3 separate regions of the Homo sapiens genome follow, and all the other regions are linked to region 1. Evidence: read pairs that join two places in POLR2A ChIA-PET (ENCODE). Cell type or tissue: endothelial cell of umbilical vein. All regions are shown on one strand. Region 1 has its middle 120 kb from the start of TMEM170B. Region 2 overlaps EDN1 (endothelin 1). Region 3 overlaps TMEM170B (transmembrane protein 170B).

What was found. Peaks named below come from ENCODE experiments on the same cell type or tissue, not always from the same donor. Only the 100,000 strongest peaks of a DNase experiment are listed, where the experiment ranks them.
Region 2: POLR2A ChIA-PET joins it to region 1 with 11 read pairs; 9 of 35 experiments call an interaction of 5 or more read pairs at or near these places.
Region 3: POLR2A ChIA-PET joins it to region 1 with 11 read pairs; 6 of 35 experiments call an interaction of 5 or more read pairs at or near these places.

The regions. Positions count from the first base shown.
Region 1 is chr6:11,650,767-11,654,766 of GRCh38, forward strand. No RefSeq gene overlaps it. Among named protein-coding and RNA genes, the nearest start is that of TMEM170B, 120 kb to the left of the region's middle. RefSeq lists an enhancer at 1-575. In endothelial cell of umbilical vein, no CTCF peak of the experiment used is centred here; DNase peaks (open chromatin) are centred at 2,445 and 2,635; H3K27ac peaks cover 4,000 bases.
Region 2 is chr6:12,296,104-12,300,103 of GRCh38, forward strand. EDN1 (endothelin 1) reads left to right here. Exons shown (of 5, transcript NM_001955.5): 5 at 1-1,091. Among named protein-coding and RNA genes, the nearest start is that of EDN1, 7.7 kb to the left of the region's middle. In endothelial cell of umbilical vein, no CTCF peak of the experiment used is centred here; DNase peaks (open chromatin) are centred at 1,678, 2,228, 3,168, 3,898 and 1 weaker place; H3K4me3 peaks cover 859 bases; H3K27ac peaks cover 3,110 bases.
Region 3 is chr6:11,583,186-11,587,185 of GRCh38, forward strand. TMEM170B (transmembrane protein 170B) reads left to right here. Exons shown (of 3, transcript NM_001100829.3): 3 at 1-339. Among named protein-coding and RNA genes, the nearest start is that of TMEM170B, 47 kb to the left of the region's middle. In endothelial cell of umbilical vein, a CTCF peak has its summit at 2,453 (motif pointing right); DNase peaks (open chromatin) are centred at 2,456 and 3,656; H3K27ac peaks cover 1,514 bases.

The sequences.
Region 1 (4,000 bases):
CTTTATGTCCACTTCAAATTGTAATGCCCTGCCGGTGAGGCCAGGGTCCCTTCTGCTTCAAGTTCATACCCTTCTGTACTACCTGTCTTGTTGATTTTGATGATTCAGGCCAGTACATGATGTTGCCTCTGCTGAGAAGACAGGGTGTTCAAAGTGCATCTGACTCTGGTGTCCTAAAACCTTGCTTTGTTGCTGCCTTTAAGGGGCAATCATAACATCCTGTAGAGAGGTCTTCTTGTGTATGTGACTTAGGAAACACTTCCTACTTAGGAAAGAAGGTTGACATCTGGCCTGGCATTGTGTTCTGGAAAAGGCAGCTGCAACAGATGTGAGTTTATAGCAAACATCATCAATAAGTGGATGCTCTTTTATTGTGGAGTAGGATCTCTGTCCCTTTGTCTGTTAGGAAGTGCTTTGGGAAGATTCACCACCCTTGATAATTTAAACATCATTCCTTCATTCATTCATTCATTCAGCAACTGTTATTTGAAGGTCTACTATGTGCCAGTATTAGGAGTGGGATGAAGAGTAGAGTAAGAGAAGGCCTACGCTATGAGCTTACAGTCTCTGTAGGGATCCAAACACATAAATGAGTAAGGCAGTGTGATAGTGTCATGGCAGAATTTTACACGTTTCATGGCCTGCAGATAAGAAGTGAAGAATATTCCCAGAAGCAGCCACAAACCTTTCCTTCCAGAACATTGTCCAGAACTGAAACATGGACCAATATTAAAACAGTCACTGGTAAGTGGATAGGCTAACTCTTCGATCAATCAGGCCTGCCCAAGGAAAAGGGAGAAGAGACAGCTTTCCTAGAAGCATAGGGCAAAGGTGGGAGATTTAGGTGTCTGAACGAAATCCAGTCTCTGTTTAAAGAAGAAGACAGAATGATGCTGAGAGACACCCAATAATATCCATCACCTCAGACAGACATGTCAGAGAGCTCACTCTGGCAGCAATGTAGGGATTGGGGATGATGGGGCAGATTGAAGGCAGGGACATAGTTGGGAGGTGCTGTGGGATTCAGGGAGGGGGCTGAGAGCTGGAACTGAGGCAGAGATACGTGCCAAAGAGAGGAGGGATCAGTTCTGAGAGCTGCAAGGAAGAAGAATTTATAACAGTGATTCTTAAGCACTGGGGGAACGTTGGCCCCAAATAATCTGATGCTAGCAGTTTTACATTAAATGTCAAGCTTGCCAACTTGATCCATTAGCATCAGTGTGACCTCCATGACCAGGAAGCTGGACTGGTCAGCCCTTTGTTGGGCCACTCTTGGTTCTGATGGAACCAGAGATTTTTCTTTTCTGGGGCGAGTTGGGGACAGAGTCTCGCTCTGTTGCTCAGGCTGGAGTGCAGTGGTATGTTTTCGGCTCACTGCAGCATCTGCCTCCCGGGTTCAAGCAATTCTCCTGCCTCAGCCTCCTGAGTAGCTGGGATTACAGGTGTGCGCAACCACGCCTGGCTAATTTTTGTGTTTTTAGTAGAGACGGGGTTTTGCCATGTTGGCTAGGCTGGTCTCCAACTCCTGACCTCAAGTGAGCTGCCCGACTCGGCCTCCCAAAGTGCTGGGATTACAGGTGTGTGCCACCACAACTAGGTAATTTTTTGTATTTTTAGTAGAGACAGGGTTTCACCACATTGGCCAGGCTGGTCTCGAACTCCTGACCTCAGGTGATCCACCCGCCTTGGCCTCCCAAAGTGCTGGGATTACAGGTGTGAGCCACCATGCCCAGCCGCACCAGAGATTTCTTTTTTTTGTTTGTTTTTGAGACAGTTTCACTCTGGAAGTTGCCCAGGCTGGAGTGCAATGGCGCAATCTCAGCTCACCACAACCTCCACCTCCCAGGTTCAAGCGATTCTCCTGCCTCAGCCTCCCCAGTAGCTGGAATTACAGGCATGTGCCACCATGCCTGGCTAATTTTGTATTTTTAGTAGAGATGGGGTTTCTCCATGCTGGTCAGGCTGGTCTCAAACTCCCGACCTCAGGTGATCCGCCGGCCTCGGCCTCCCAAAGTGCTGGGATTATAGGCATGAGCCACCGCGCCCAGCCATTGGAGATTTCTAACCACATCATGCAGGAGGAGGATGGATGAGAAGCAGCATTGATCAGGCACTGGCTACCTATATCACCCACTGCTTCTATAAGTACTCGGCTCAGCCCTCATAGTGATGCTCTGATGCCCATCAAGCAGATGGGGAAACTGAGGCATTTATGCAGTTCAATGTCATACCCCTGGAAAACAGCAGCTATGGGATTCCAGCTTGGGTTTGTGTGAGTCATAACATGACTCTGTCTTCCACCGGTGCTGCCATATTTGGTCCACACGTGAATTGCTGTGATTACCAGCTTTTTTCTTTCCTGGAGACCTTTGGTGGCCTCTATTTATGCAGCTGAAGGAGACACTTACGACCTCATTCCTGACAGTTTTGGGAGCTGACAGCAGAACATTCAAAGAATGACATCAAGTGGCTTTCCTCAGGGTCATTTCCTGCTAGTGATCTCTGCAAAGATCACATTCTTTAAGGATGTGTGGGGGTCAGAAACAGACCCTATTCTGTCAGGCGAGAGATGCCTGGAGCAGCTGTAATGGGCAGACGTGTGTGTGTGTGTGTCTGTGTGTCTGTGTGTGTGTGTGTGTGTGTGTGTGTGTGTGTGTACATCCTCTGTGACATGCTTTGCTGGTGAATACAACCCCTCCTCCCCCGGCCACACTTCGCTAAAAACAAACCAGGTCTGCTGGGGTGCATGACTCATGCTTGAACCGGAGTCTTCACCCTGAGACAATAATTCTCATTTTAAAAGCAAATGCTGAAGTCAACAGCTGCTGGGGTGACTTTGCCTATCTTAATTTGGCTTGTTAGAGACAGCACCTCCTTAGCTGCTTGAAGGAGAACTTAAGTGGACCTTCCATGACTCTGTTCCTTTTCCTATCCAGGGCTCACATAAGAGTTGTCTGCAGCTGGAGACATGAAACAGTGATAGGATTTGGAGTCAGGGTGTCCTGATTTCATGTGTGTGTTCTGCCCTTTTATTACCACACGGTGGTGGGCAATTTACCCACCTGAGCATGAGGTGCCTCACCTGTGGAATGGATGGAACCCTGCTGTATTGGAGAATGTTCACCCATTCAAGATAACGCATGTGAAGCACCTGCCATACAGTAGATGCTCAATCACGTGGATGTTAGCATTGACTTTGTTGCATGTTCTCTGCTTAGCTATCATTTCTCTCTTCCTCCTTTATTTTGCATTAATTTATTTCTGTAAAGGAGGAAGCTGCTGGGCACAGTGGCTCACACCTGAAGTCACCACTTTGAGAGGCCAAGGCGGGAGGATCACCTGAGGTCAGGGGTTCAAGACCATCCTGGGGAAAATAGTGAGACTACCGTCTCTAAAGAAACATTTTAACAAATTAGCCAGGCATGGAGGTGTGCTCCTTGTAGTCCCAGCTACTCGGGAGGCTGAGGCAAAAGGCTCACTTGAGCCCAGGATTTCAAGTTACGATTGTGTCACTGCACTCCAACCTGGGTAACAGAACAAGACCCTCTCTCAAAAAAATTTTTAAAGGAGGAAGTCATCAGTTATGTATATCACACAGATTCACTGGTGACTTTGCCACCTTTTCCATCCCTTTGAAGTTCTGCATCGCCGGTGGGAGGACGTTGGTCAGAGCAAGCAGAGTGTGGAGGCAGAAGCAGAGAGCGGAGGACCTCAACTCTCTCTCTCCCTGGGCTCTGCTCTAACTTGATAAGGGCCCACGGGAACATCACCTAAACTCTTGGGGGCCTGTGTTCATTTGTCTGTAAAAAGAGGGGCTTAAATTAAATGATCATTGAACCCTCCAAGCTCTTGCTGGGCTGTTTCTGGGGGCTCTTCTCTCTGGAGTATTGATTTGAATTTTGGTGCTGAGCCAGCCAGTGCACGAAATACTACCACTTTGCTCAGTCTCGTAGATGTTTTTCTGTATTTCCTATGTTCAGCATAAAGGGGGCCAGCCCAC
Region 2 (4,000 bases), 650 kb after region 1:
CGGAGAGCCCTGTGGCCGACTCTGCACTCTCCACCCTGGCTGGGATCAGAGCAGGAGCATCCTCTGCTGGTTCCTGACTGGCAAAGGACCAGCGTCCTCGTTCAAAACATTCCAAGAAAGGTTAAGGAGTTCCCCCAACCATCTTCACTGGCTTCCATCAGTGGTAACTGCTTTGGTCTCTTCTTTCATCTGGGGATGACAATGGACCTCTCAGCAGAAACACACAGTCACATTCGAATTCGGGTGGCATCCTCCGGAGAGAGAGAGAGGAAGGAGATTCCACACAGGGGTGGAGTTTCTGACGAAGGTCCTAAGGGAGTGTTTGTGTCTGACTCAGGCGCCTGGCACATTTCAGGGAGAAACTCCAAAGTCCACACAAAGATTTTCTAAGGAATGCACAAATTGAAAACACACTCAAAAGACAAACATGCAAGTAAAGAAAAAAAAAAGAAAGACTTTTGTTTAAATTTGTAAAATGCAAAACTGAATGAAACTGTTACTACCATAAATCAGGATATGTTTCATGAATATGAGTCTACCTCACCTATATTGCACTCTGGCAGAAGTATTTCCCACATTTAATTATTGCCTCCCCAAACTCTTCCCACCCCTGCTGCCCCTTCCTCCATCCCCCATACTAAATCCTAGCCTCGTAGAAGTCTGGTCTAATGTGTCAGCAGTAGATATAATATTTTCATGGTAATCTACTAGCTCTGATCCATAAGAAAAAAAAGATCATTAAATCAGGAGATTCCCTGTCCTTGATTTTTGGAGACACAATGGTATAGGGTTGTTTATGAAATATATTGAAAAGTAAGTGTTTGTTACGCTTTAAAGCAGTAAAATTATTTTCCTTTATATAACCGGCTAATGAAAGAGGTTGGATTGAATTTTGATGTACTTATTTTTTTATAGATATTTATATTCAAACAATTTATTCCTTATATTTACCATGTTAAATATCTGTTTGGGCAGGCCATATTGGTCTATGTATTTTTAAAATATGTATTTCTAAATGAAATTGAGAACATGCTTTGTTTTGCCTGTCAAGGTAATGACTTTAGAAAATAAATATTTTTTTCCTTACTGTACTGATTTGGAATCATTACTGAAATTTGTAAGGAGTGGGCCAACGTGATTAAGTACCATAAAGGCAAATAAATGGTTAAAGACGGTTTCATAGAAAAGTGACAATTAGAAGGATATTACGGTCTAAGCTAATTATATAAAGAATTTTATCTGTATCTTAAATGTTGATTTTATACTGCATTGAGGTAAAAACACAAAACAAAAAAGCAGCTTTAACACCTCTGTCTTCTCTTGGGTAGCAGCCTCCTGCTTCTCCTTCACCTGAAAAATTCTCCAGGGACTTCATCCATTAACTTGGCTCAGGCTATTAGGCAGGATTCAACAGTTTAAGCTGATGGTGTGGTGAGAGATGCTTTATCCATATTAATGGACTGAAGGAAGTAATGGCAAGACAACCCCCCAAAACATACCTAATTATACAAAGTTATATACCAAAGTTGCTTTTAGAAAATGGCCTGCTCAGAGCAAGTAGAGGTTTCCAATGGCTTTTTATTTTCTCACATTAAGGATGTTGTTTCTTAAGGAACATTGAGTACCATTGCTTCTTCGTGATAGCCTAGGACTGGCCGTGTGCCCATGGAGGTAGAGACACCAGGTACTGATTCTAGGTCCTCTGCCACAAAGCACCACTTCCTCTCCACTTTGCCTTGGCTGGCCTTGTCAGCTCACTGGAGAGCACAGTATTGCAATTGCAGTATTGCAAATGGTCACTACTAACTGAATTCTCTAAGAGCTTGATTAGCCCTCGAGAATCTTCCTTGCCCTTCTCTAATAGTGTCTGAAGGAATTCCTGGCATTTAACAAATATTAGCATGTAGTGATCACTGTCGTCCTAACAGTGACACATCAGAAGGATTTCAAATAACAGTCTTCAGGCATGCGTAATCAATGTCCTGTGCAGAGTCTCCGTCCTCATTGATCCTCATTTTTCTCTTTAAGGCACAGTCCAATGTCTTTGGGGAATTGTTTATAAAGCTTACTTTATCCATAAACTGTTTCTCAGTGCGTGACTCTGAAGAAAATTTTGAAGTTTTGCCCATGTTGACAAGGTGCTTGGTCTGAACTTGGCCAGTATTTAATCTTGAGCAAACGATTCAATTTCCTTCTATCGTGAGTTTTCTCATCTATGAAACAAGGGAGTTGAGGGGAGTTTCTTTCATACCTCTGAGAAAGAGTTTGAGATTACATAAAGAAGTTGAAGTGGCATGAAAAAAAATAAAGATCTGAGCTTAGAAGACATGGATCTAATACATTTAAGAGGAAGTCAGAATCAGAGAAGCCACTGAACAAAACAGTCCAAAGGACAGCATAGTAAGTCAGATTGATGAGTTTTGGTTGGGTTTTTCATCAGTCAAACCCTTGAGCCCCCCTTTCCCATGCTTCCTGCTTCAGTATCCAGTAGGAAAAATGAAAGGGATGATGTAGACACTCTAGGGCATGAGGATTTGCAGTAAATAAGTTGGGAGACTCACAGAAAATTAATATTTTTCAAACATGAAGACGAAACATTCAATTATATTACAGTCCACATCAGCTTGAAGGGTAAACTGATGGGATGGTCTGTCACATTTCTTGCTCTGTTTCCAGTAAAAGCATGGTTTCTGGAAACCCACTTAGGACAGCTTTCTCTCTTTACACTGATAGCCCAGGCAAGCTTTGATCTCAGAACTCCAGAAACCAGAGAACTCTAGGTGGAATGTGGTAACTTTTGCCAGGGCAGAGGGAACACCTACTAATAGGTACTTCATTTGCACCACCAGAGATTGGCATCTTTTTTGATGGATCCACTGGCTTTGATACTGCCTGTACTCCCCCAAAACACAGCTTGGGTATTGGACTAATCTAGAGCTCCCTCAGGAGAACTCTTGCTGACATTAAGAAAGAGCAACATTTTGTCTTTCCAGGTGAAAATCCAAGGCCCAAAAAGGGAGGTGACTCACCTAAGATCACAGAAGGAGCTGTAGCATCTCTGGAGCCTGAACACTTAAGTTAAGCACGACTATTTCAGCCAGAGGGCCCCTGGAGGTCTGCAGAAACAGATGCCCAGGCAAACCTTGCTAGAAGGCTCTGGGTACTAAAGCCAAAATCAGTCTTTCTGAAAGCTTTGCCTCCCAGCCTTGTAGACAGTGCTAGCAGACCCATCCCCTCAAGAGGAAAGAGAAGAAATGCAGGGGAAGAAAAAAGGACTATAAGGAGGCTATCTCATGGCATCGTTAAGTAAATGTCTATAGGATAAAATAGAATATAACCAAGAATTTTTAATTATTATTTTTAGACTTTACTCACCAAAGAATCTATCTGAGTGAAGGGGGAAATCTCTCGGTCAGTTCTCTTTTTTTTTTTTTTTTTTTTTTTTTTTGAGATGGAGTTTTGCTCTTGTTGCCTAGGCAGGAGTGCAATGGCGCTATCTCAGCTCACCACAACCTCTGCCTCCTGGGTTCAAGCGATTCTCCTGCCTCAGCCTCCTCAGTAGCTGAGATTACAGGCATGTGCCACCATGCCCGGCTAATTTTGTATTTTTAGTAGAGACGGGGCTTCTCCGTGTTGGTCAGGCTGGTCTCGAACTCCTGACCTCAGGTGATCCGCCCACCTTGGCCTCCCAAAGTCCTGTGATTACAGGCGTGAGCCACTGTGCCTGGCCCGGTCAGTTCTCTTTTACTCTACAATGCAAGGCAGTGGTCTGCTTTTTTTTTTCCCCCTCTCTGTTTCTAAGGTCTTGAAAATGCCTGTTTTCACATTTAAGTTCTCAATGTGTAAAACACTGCTTTCAAGCTTATGTTCTTAATAGAGTCCCTTCTGCATTGGCTTTATCTCACCTTTATACTCACAGTTCCTGGGGACTTTGGGTCTGGAGCTCAGAATTTATCTACTGCAAGTGAATGTTACACATTTCACAGTAACCTCTCATCTT
Region 3 (4,000 bases), 68 kb before region 1:
AACATATGCAAGTTATTTTTAATTATAGAAAGTAGGTCTACAAAGATAAGATCTAGGTTCCAATTCATTGCTTTAAGGAAAAGATGCACAATTACTATCATTCAGTGTCTAATCACAGGACCATTTCTGAGGTCCACATGTGGCTCTCCTCTTTGTAATATACAGGGTGAACTCTTTACTGATACACACAAGACAACTGTTAAAAAGTGAATCCAGCACTTAAATGTCATTACACAGAATTTATTGGATTAAAAATTTGTAATATACAGTATTTTAATAAAGTTTCTGTATTCAATTTCATGCACTTATATATAAATAAACCTGTCTTTGAAAGCTTTATGGGGTGTTTGACTCTTGGTGATAAATCTTTTCAATTCATTCACTATGGACTCAAATGTCTTCTCTTGCCTTTTTGTCAATTTTTCTGGCCCTGTTTTACCTACAGATTTAGGAGTTAGTGCTTAAAAGCTGAGAGGCGACCAGCTTGGCCAACGTGGTGAAACCCGTCTCTACTAAAATACAAAAAAATTAGCTGGACGCTGTGGTGTGTGGCTGTAGTCCCAGCTACTTGGGAGGCTGAGCCTGGGAAATCACGGGAGGCGGAGGTTTCAGTGAGCCAAAAACGTGCCACTGCACTCCAGCCTGGGCGACAGAGTGAGACTCTGTCTCAGAAAAAAAAAAAAAAAAAAAGGTGTGAGGCATAAAGTCTGGTTAATAGACTTGCCTAGGATCAATCCTGGGCCACATAGCATCTACTTCTGAGTTACCGTTTAAAGAAACATGCTATCAATTTTATTAATAAGGAGCTACCATTTGTTGAGTGCTTCTTATCTGTTAAAGACACTTCCTATGTATTCTTTAACACTTAAGGTAACCCTTCAAGTGATATGTTTTATCGCCGTTTTATAGATGAAGCATTTGAAGTTAAGAGAAGGTAGGAATCTGCTCAAGGCCACAGAGCTAATAATTGCCGGGCTGGGGTTTTCTTGCTCGATTACCTGCTTCCCCCAACATAACTATGTTGTGTTGGTGTCTACAGAGTATTTTGGGAACTCTTACCTGTAATGAGATAATATCTCATTACTGTAAAAAACCAGATGAAATTATGTGGTCTTGAAAAATTATCAACCGAGGATTTGAATTGTCAAATTTATGCATATTTTGAATGTTTGGGATTTCTCAGGGAAGTGCTAAGTACCCAACTAGATTCAACTGCTATCTTGCCTGTGAAGAGATTGGAGCTGACAGAGCCAGTCACTATAAATGTTTCAAATCTTGCTGGAATGAAAACTAGCTTCACTTTAAACATTGCGCAAGCATAATGGAAGTAAACGTTTTTTCACATACACTGACCTACTCATTCCACGTAATTACTCCGTGGAAATATATTTTCTTCTTCCTTGGTAATTTTTTTTATTCATTCACACTAATCATAAAATTATTCAATACATTTTCTCCCTGGCCATGAATGTTAACATCTTGGACAAAATATAAATCTTGAGATCCCAAAAAAGTTTTCTATTTTAGTTCTAGTATCTTTTTTGGCCCTTGAAGTAATATTTTTGTAATTTAAAAAAATAAGTCAGTTTTCTTTGGGCATTTTGTTATTTGCAGAGCATTCAAATAAGACATTAAATTTCGGATTTACTTATTTCAGATTTAATGAGTGATTGATGAGATCTGACTCTGTTGCCCAGCCTGGAGTGCAGTGGTGTAATTAGCTCACTGCAGCCTTGACCTCCTGGGTTCAAGTGATCCTCCCTCTTCAGCCTCCCCAGTAGCTAGGAATACAGATGTGCACCACCATGCCTGGCTAGTAAATTTCAGATTTATCACCACCTACATTGGACAAAACTACAGGGAAAGGTAATTAGAAGAAAGACGCTTTAGTCTTAAACTGAGCCTTGTGTTTACCATTATGAATGAGTCCTAGTCAGGCTTGTGGAGAAACATTTCAGATTTACTGAATACATCCTTACACCATCTGTGTTTTGCAGTTGAACCTTTATTATTTTGTTTTTGAGAGTGGATCGCTCACTGTGTTGCCCAGGTTGGTCTCGAACTCCTGGGCCTAAGCAGTCCTTCTCCTTAGCCCCTTGAGTAGCCGGGATTACAGGTGTGTGCCACCATGCCTGGCTTCAAACCCTTATTAGCTCATAAAATACTACATCAAGCTTCTGGGTGCAGAGGGGAAAGTAAACAGGATCCATGGCACCCACTCTTTGAGGACTAAAAATTGGGTTTGCCTCTAGCTTCCAAATGGAAACTTAGGAATCTATCCTGTCTGCTCTTAATTTTCTATGATTCATTGTCACTAGGCATTCTTCTTTTGGACAATTTTATGAATATTTTTCAGGCTCAGAAAGTTCTGGGGACTGATTGGCAAAATGTAATTGCATCAGGTGGTTTTCTTGTAAAGCAAGAGTTCCGTCACTAGATGGTGCAGTGGTTCTATTTTATTTTTCTCCTTGCTTTTGCCTTGGACATTACCTATGAACTGAAATTAACTGATTGTTACTTTTGGATTCATTTCCATATGATACATTTAATGTTTTTTTTCCAAAAGAAATGCACACCAGAAAATTAAATATGAGAAAAATTAAGGTTTCTTCATGTCATCACTAGCCAATGTAACTTTCCAAAGAATTATTAAGATAGGTTGTTTGCAAATTAGAAACAACCTATCAGGATTGTTTGCAAATTAGAAAATCACTTTAGTTTATGATTTTTGTAAGTCATTAATCTAGACTTTGATTTATATATTTTTCTTAAATTCCAACTCAATGCATAATGGTTTTATCTAATTTATTTATTTTACCTAGTGTATTTTATTTATTATTTAGAGAGAGTCACACTGTGTTTGGTGCCCAGGCTGGTCTCCGACTCCTAGCCTCAAGCAATCCTCCTGCCTCAGCCTCTCAAATAGCTAGGATTACAGATGCAAGCCTTGATATCTTAGTATCTAATTTAGTAGTCTACGCTTTCTTAGTGACATTTAGTTATACAGTTGGTCAACTTGGGGTTACGCACACATAGTGCAATCTGCCTTGTGTCATGAGACTCGGTTTTAAATTCCTGCTCTACCACTTAGTAATTGAACTTGTCCAAGTCATTTAACTTCTGCAACAGTCAGTTCTCACATTAGTAAAATGGAATGACATCTCATGTTGCACGCAGTGAGTGCTTAGAAAATAACCTTTGTCCCATTGCCCTCTTTCAATGTATTGTCTGCACATAGAGGGATGATGTCCTTCCAGCCTTTGCTAGAAGTTTTGGTAATAAGTTCAGGCACTTCTGTTTCAAAGACAGAGCCAGATTCTGTCCTGACAGAGAACAGTGCATTTTTAGGGAGGATTTGTTTTAGATTTAAACTGTCCCGTTGAACCCCGCACTGCTTTTGCAACAAAGCCTGCTGAGGGAAATTTTAGAAACATACCTCAGTGGGAAAGAGCCTAGTTAGAAAGCAGGATGAATAAACTTGCTCAGCTAGCAAATTCCTCGCATTCTCTAAACCAAATATGTACAAGATGAGGAAGCCAAGGCGGCCAGCATAAATGAATCCTGAAAGATGGCCGGGACTTGCCCATCAGCTGTGCACATAGTCACCAACCACTGCAGATCCTGTTGCTAATGAGCTGCTCTGCTTTGTTTACTATGCTACAGAGACAAACTATTTAGTTCAAACTCAGAGAGGGAGGGTTGGTCTTTTCAGCTCCAGAGTTCTGGTTGTAAAAGCGCGAGTTTTGTTTTCCCATAGTGTGGCCTACAGCAGCCATGGGGACACACGTGCCCCTGCACTCAGGGTCTTCAATCAGGACTGAACTTCAGACACCAGATGGCACATGCCTGTAATCTCAGCACTTTGGGAGACCGAGGCAGGCGGATCACTTGAGGTCAGGAGGTCGAGACCAGCTTGGCCAACATGGTGAGACACCCTCTCTATTAAAAATACAAAAAAATTAGCCGGGCATGTTGGCGGGCACATGTAATCCCAGCTACT